2 separate regions of the Homo sapiens genome follow, and region 2 is linked to region 1. Evidence: chromatin loops called from intact Hi-C (ENCODE). Cell type or tissue: mammary epithelial cell. All regions are shown on one strand. Links, peaks and the distances in the headings refer to the core of each region. The heading gives the core; the rest is flanking DNA.

What was found. Hi-C counts contacts between places; a loop is a spot of excess contacts. Peaks named below come from ENCODE experiments on the same cell type or tissue, not always from the same donor. Only the 100,000 strongest peaks of a DNase experiment are listed, where the experiment ranks them.
Region 2: it touches region 1 in a loop (6-fold over the local background); 8 of 110 quality-filtered maps call a loop at or near these places.

What each region holds. Positions count from the first base shown.
Region 1 is chr22:17,073,470-17,076,280 of GRCh38, forward strand. No RefSeq gene overlaps it. Among named protein-coding and RNA genes, the nearest start is that of IL17RA, 10 kb to the right of the region's middle. RefSeq lists a silencer at 1,644-1,703. In mammary epithelial cell, for the core only: a CTCF peak has its summit at 1,638 (motif pointing right); a DNase peak (open chromatin) is centred at 2,312; H3K27ac peaks cover 241 bases.
Region 2 is chr22:17,363,664-17,366,474 of GRCh38, forward strand. It overlaps a transcript of CECR2 not described here. Among named protein-coding and RNA genes, the nearest start is that of CECR2, 4.4 kb to the right of the region's middle. In mammary epithelial cell, for the core only: no CTCF peak of the experiment used is centred there; no DNase peak of the experiment used is centred there.

The sequences.
Region 1 (2,811 bases), core at 142-2,641:
CAATGTATGTGTATTTCTATAATGTCCATCTCCTAACAGATTGCTGTAGGTATTGTTGTTTTTGATAGATTTGTCTTTTGGGCTGCATACTAGTTATGAGTAGATTGCACATTGAAATTATAGTATTAGAGTATTCTGGGTTTGTTCATGTACTTAATTTTACCAGCAGGTTTCATACCTTTACATATTTTCTTTTTGCATGTTAGTGTTTTTTTTTTCTTTCTTTCTGATTGAAGAATTCTCCTTAGCACTTCTTGTAACACAGGTCTGGTGGTAGTGAACTCTCATCTTTTGTTTGTCCAGAAGAGACTTTATGTCCTCTCCATATTTGAAGGGACACTTTTCCAATACAGTATTCTTAAATGGCAGTTTTTTTCTTTCAGCACTTTGAAAATGCCATCCCATTCCCTTCTGATCTGTATAGTTCCAATTGAGAAATCTGTTGCCAGACAAATTGGAGCTTTTTTATATGTTATTTGCTTCTTTTCTCTTGCTGCTTTTAGAATCCTTTCTTTACCCTTGACCATTGAGCATTTCGTTATTATATGCCTTTTGGTAGTCTTATTTGGGTTGAACCTGTTTGGTGTTCTCTGATCTTCTTGTATGTGGCTATTTGTCTCTTTCTCAAGTTTGGAAAGTTTTTTGAGTGTCCGTGTTTGATTTTGAATAAGCTTTCCACCCTTTGCTCTTGCTCAACTCCCTTTTGAACACCAAGAATTCTTAGATTTGGTCTTTTGAGGTAATTTTCTATATTTAGGAGACAATTTTTATTGCATTTTATTCTTTTTTTGTTTTTGCTCCTCTGTGTATTTTTTAGAAGCCTGTCTTTGAGCTTGCTGGTTTTTTCCCTCTGCTTGATTCATTTCGCTGGTTGAGAGCCTCTAATGATTTTTTTTTTTTTTTTCAGAGACAGAGTCTCACTCTGTCGCCCAGGCTAGAGTGCAGTGGCATGATCTTGACTCACTGCAACCTCCGCCTCCTGGGTTCAAGTAATACGTCTGCCTCAGCCTCCCGAGTAGCTGGGACTACAGGCGCATGCCACCATGCCCAGCTCATTTTTTGTATTTTAGTAGAGACGGGGTTTCACCATGTTGCCCAAGCTGGTCTCGAACTCCTGAGCTCAGGCACCTTGGCCTCCCAAAGTGCTGGGATTACAGGTGTGAGCGACCACGACTGGCCATGAATTTTTTAGTTGAGTGAATTTATTTCTCAGCTCCAAGATTTCTGTTTGATTATTCAAAATTTCAATCTCTGTATTAAATTTCTCTTGTAAATTTCTGAATTACTTTTGTATGTTATCTTGGATATCACTGAGTTTTCTCAAAACAGATATTTTGAATTCTTGGTCAGAGGTTCACAGATTGCTGACTCATTAAGGTCAGTCACTGGTTCCTCACTTTGTCCATTTGGAGTCATGATTCCTTCTTTGCTATTGTTTCCTGTGATGTGAGTCTATGTCTTTGCATTAAAGGATTTGTTATTTATTTCAATCTTCTCTGTCTGGCTTGTTTCAGTTTTTATTTGATATGTTTGCTTGGGGTTTTTATTTTTAATTTACCTGTTGGTTTTATTTATTTATTTATTTATTTTATTTTTCTTTTTTTCCAGCTAGGTCACTGCCTCCTTTTTGACACTAGATGGTGGCATAAGCCCAGGTTTGCCTTGGTTCTGGAAAGCAATTAGTGCCACCCGGCCTGGCGCTGTGGCTCATGCCTGTAATCCTAGCACTTTGGGAGGCTGAGGTGGGCGGATCACGAGGTCAAGGGATCAAGACCATCCTGGCCCACATGGTGAAACCCTGTCTCTACTGAAAATACAAAAATTAGCTGGGCGTGGTGACACGCGCCTGTAGTCCCAGCTACTCGGCAGGCTGAGGCAGGGGAATCGCTTGAACCCGGGAGGCAGAGGTTGCAGTGAGCCAAGATCGTGCCACTGCACTCCAGCCTGGTGACAGGGTGAGACTCCATCTCAAAACAAAAGAGTGCCACCCATCAGGATAAGGGAGGTCTCAAAGGGGACATTTCAGTAGTGTGGGAAGGATGGTTAGGGGTTGTGCCCAGGGGACCTGTGGAACAAACCTACCACATGGTGCTGCTTAACAGCCACGCTGATTTGCTGTCTCCTTTGGCCAAATTAGAGCAGAGTGTCCAGGGCTGGGGATGGTGGTCCTGCCTCCCTACTCTGTCTCTGGCTGTCCTCTGGGATATTTCTTATTCCAGGCACACTTTCTTTCTGTGCCTTTCTGTGGGTTGAGTTTCTGTGGGTTGAGTCAGGGACTCAACCTTTCTGTGGGTTGCTTTCTGTGGGTTGAGTCAGGGACAGGTTTCCTGCCAGTGAACCCACGATGATGGAGAAGCTGGCTGGCCATCTCGATCTCACTTTTTCCAGTGAAGAATGCATGAGTCAGCGAGTTTTCTGCACGCTTGGTGTGGGGCAGATTTGAGGGAGGGGCATGATGGATATAGAAGTCTGAGTCTCAGCCAGGCACAGTGGCTCACACCTGTAATCTCAGCACTTTGGGAGGCCGAGGCAGGCAGATCACCTGAGGTAAGGAGTTCAAGACCAGCCTGGCCAACATGGTGAAATCTGTCTCTACTAAAAATACAAAAATTACCCACGCGTGGTGGCGCACACTTGTAACCCCAGCTACTCAGGAAGCTGAGGCAGGAGAATTGCTTGAACCCGGGAAGTACAGGTTGCAGTGAGCCACTGCACTCCAACCTGGGCAATAGAGCGAGACCCCGTCTTTAAAAAAAATTTTCTTTAAGTCTGATTCTCTTGACAATGTCTCAAAGTTTTTTTCATATGTGG
Region 2 (2,811 bases), core at 187-2,686, 290 kb after region 1:
CTTACTCTGTTGCTCAGGCTGGAGTGCAGTAGCATGATCTCAGCTCCCTCCAACCTTCACCTCTTGGGTTCAAGCAATCCTCCCACCTCAGCATCTGGAGTAACTGGGACTACAGTGTGTACCAACATGCCTGGCTAAATTTTGTATTTTTTGAAAAGATGAAGTTTTGCCATGTTGCTCAGACTGGTCTTGAACTCCTGGGTTCAAGTGATCCACCCACTGCAGCCTCTCAAAGTGTTGGGATTACAGGTGTGAACCACTATGCCCAGCCTAATTTCTAAAAATTTTAAATTAGCTTGGTGTATAGCCCTCTTTGGGAATAGGGAGTTATGGAATGCAGCTCCTTAATGAGAAAAGCTGAGCTGTTCATGAAGGGTTGTCAAGAATTTGTGCCATACTCCCGGGCGCGGTGGCTCATACCTGTAATCCCAGCACTTTGGGAGGCCGAGGCGGGCAGATCACGAGGTCAGAAGATCTAGACCATCCTGGCTAACACGGTGAAACCCCGTCTCTACTAAAAATACAAAAAATTAGCTGGGTGTGGTGGCAGGCGCCTGTAGTCCCAGCTACTCCGGAGGCTGAGGCAGGAGAATGGCGTGAACCTGGGAGGCGGAGCTTGCAGTGAGCTGAGATCACGCCACTGCTCTCTAGCCTGGACGACAGAGCAAGACTCTGTCTCAAAAAAAAAAAAAAAAAAAAGAATTTGTGCCATACTTGGGCTTAGTTATACACAGTTGACTAAAGTGCTAACATAATGTTTATACTACACTCTCCTGGTCCAATTTGATTCTGGCACTGAAACAAGAAGTATCCAGGTCAGGTTGGCAAACAAAGGTAGAGAAAGGGCAATTTAAATAGAAGAGAGAGGCAGCGCACAGTGGCTCACGCCTTGTAACCCTGCTCACTTTGGGATTACAAAGTGCTGTGATCCCAGCACTTTGGGAGGCCGAGGTGGGTGGATCACAAGGTTCGGAGTTCCAGACCAGCCTGGCCAATATGGTGAAACGCCATCTCTACTAAAAATACAAAAATTAGCTGGGAGTGGTGCCACGCACCTATAGGCTGAGACAGGAGAACCGCCTGAACGCAGAAGGCAGAGGTTGCAGTGAGCTGAGATCACACCACTGCACTCCAGCCTCGGCAACAGAGGGAGATTCCGTCTCAAAAAACAAAAAACAAAACAAACAAACAAAAAAACAAAAAATAAGAAGAAGAAGAAGAGAGAAGTAGCATGATTCCAAAGAGAGAAAACTGGCTGAACAGTTAGATTTGGATGCTTGGCTGGGCGCAGTGGCTCACGCCTATAATCCCAGCACTCTGGGAGGCTGAGGCAGGTGGATCACCTGAGGTCGGGAGTTTGAGACCAACCTGACCAACATGAAGAAACCCTATCTCTACTAAAAATACAAAACTAGCCAGGCGTGGTGGTGCGTGCCTGTAAACCTAGCTACTCGGGAGGCTGAGGCAGGAGAATTGCTTGAACCCAGGAGGCAGAGGTTGCAGTGAGCCAAGATCATGCCACTGCACTCCAGCCTGGGCAACAAGAGTGAAACTCTGTCTAAAAAAAAGGAAAAAGAAAAAGATTTGGATGCTTGTCCTGGTTAACGACGGTTATGAAGAAGCCACACTTTCCTTTGTTCATCTCTTCCAAGGTTCAGTAATAATAAAGCAGAGCACACATTTTTAAATTAATCCTTTGGAAATAACAGTGTATTTCCCAAAGAAACAATGTCATAAAAAAGGTGGTTAGGCCAGACTCAGTGGCTCACGCCTGTAATCCTAGTACTTTGGGAGGCCAAGGTGGGCGGATCACGAGGTCAGGAGATCGAGACCAGCCTGGCTAACACGGTGAAACCCCGTCTCTACTAAAAATACAAAAAAAATCAGCCAGGCGTGGTGGTGGGTGCCTGTACACCCAGCTACTCGGGAGGCTGAGGCAGGAAAATGGTGTGAACCGGGGAGGCGGAGCTTGCAGTGAGCCAAGATGGCACCACTGCACTCCAGCCTGGGTGACAGATCAAGACTGTCTCGGAAAAACAAACAAACAAACAAAAACAAACAAAAAAATGTGGTTAGCCTGGCCTGTAGTGCCAGCTATCTGGGAGGCTGAGGCAGGAGGATTGCTCAGTAAGGTGGCAGTGAGCTATGACTGCACCACTCCACTGCAGCCTGGACAACAAAGGGAGACCCCCTATGTAAAAAAAAAAAAAGGGTGGTTCATTTCCCAGATTATCCTCCAGGAACCTATATAAATCCCAACATAGCTAACATTACTTCATATTTTGCAATGGGAAACATAAATATTTTTGCAATATTAATGAATAAGCAAAACAGAAAAACCAAACGAATTATTGTGGGATTTTTAAATAGAAAACATTTGATTCAAAGGGGATTATGGAACTCAGGGTCAGAGAATATGAAAGAATTACTTCTTGCTACTTTTAATACTATCTGAAGTTAATGGCACTGGCTCACAAACAGAAAACAGCACGAATGAGAAGGGGAAAGAAAATATGAGCTGTGTTTTTTCTTTTTTCTTTTTTTGAGATTGAGTCTCACTCTGTCGCTAGGCTGGAGTACAGTGGCACGATCTCCGCTCACTGCAACCTCTGCCTCCCGGGTTCAACCAATCATCCTGCCTCAGCCTCCGAGTAGCTGGGAGTACAGGGGCGTGCCACCACGCCCAGCTAATTTTTTGTATTTTTAGCAGAGACGGAGTTTCACCATGTTGGCTAGGATGGTCTCGATCTCTTTACCTCGTGATCCGCCTGCCTGGGCCTCCCAAAGTGCTGAGATTACAGGCGTCACCTA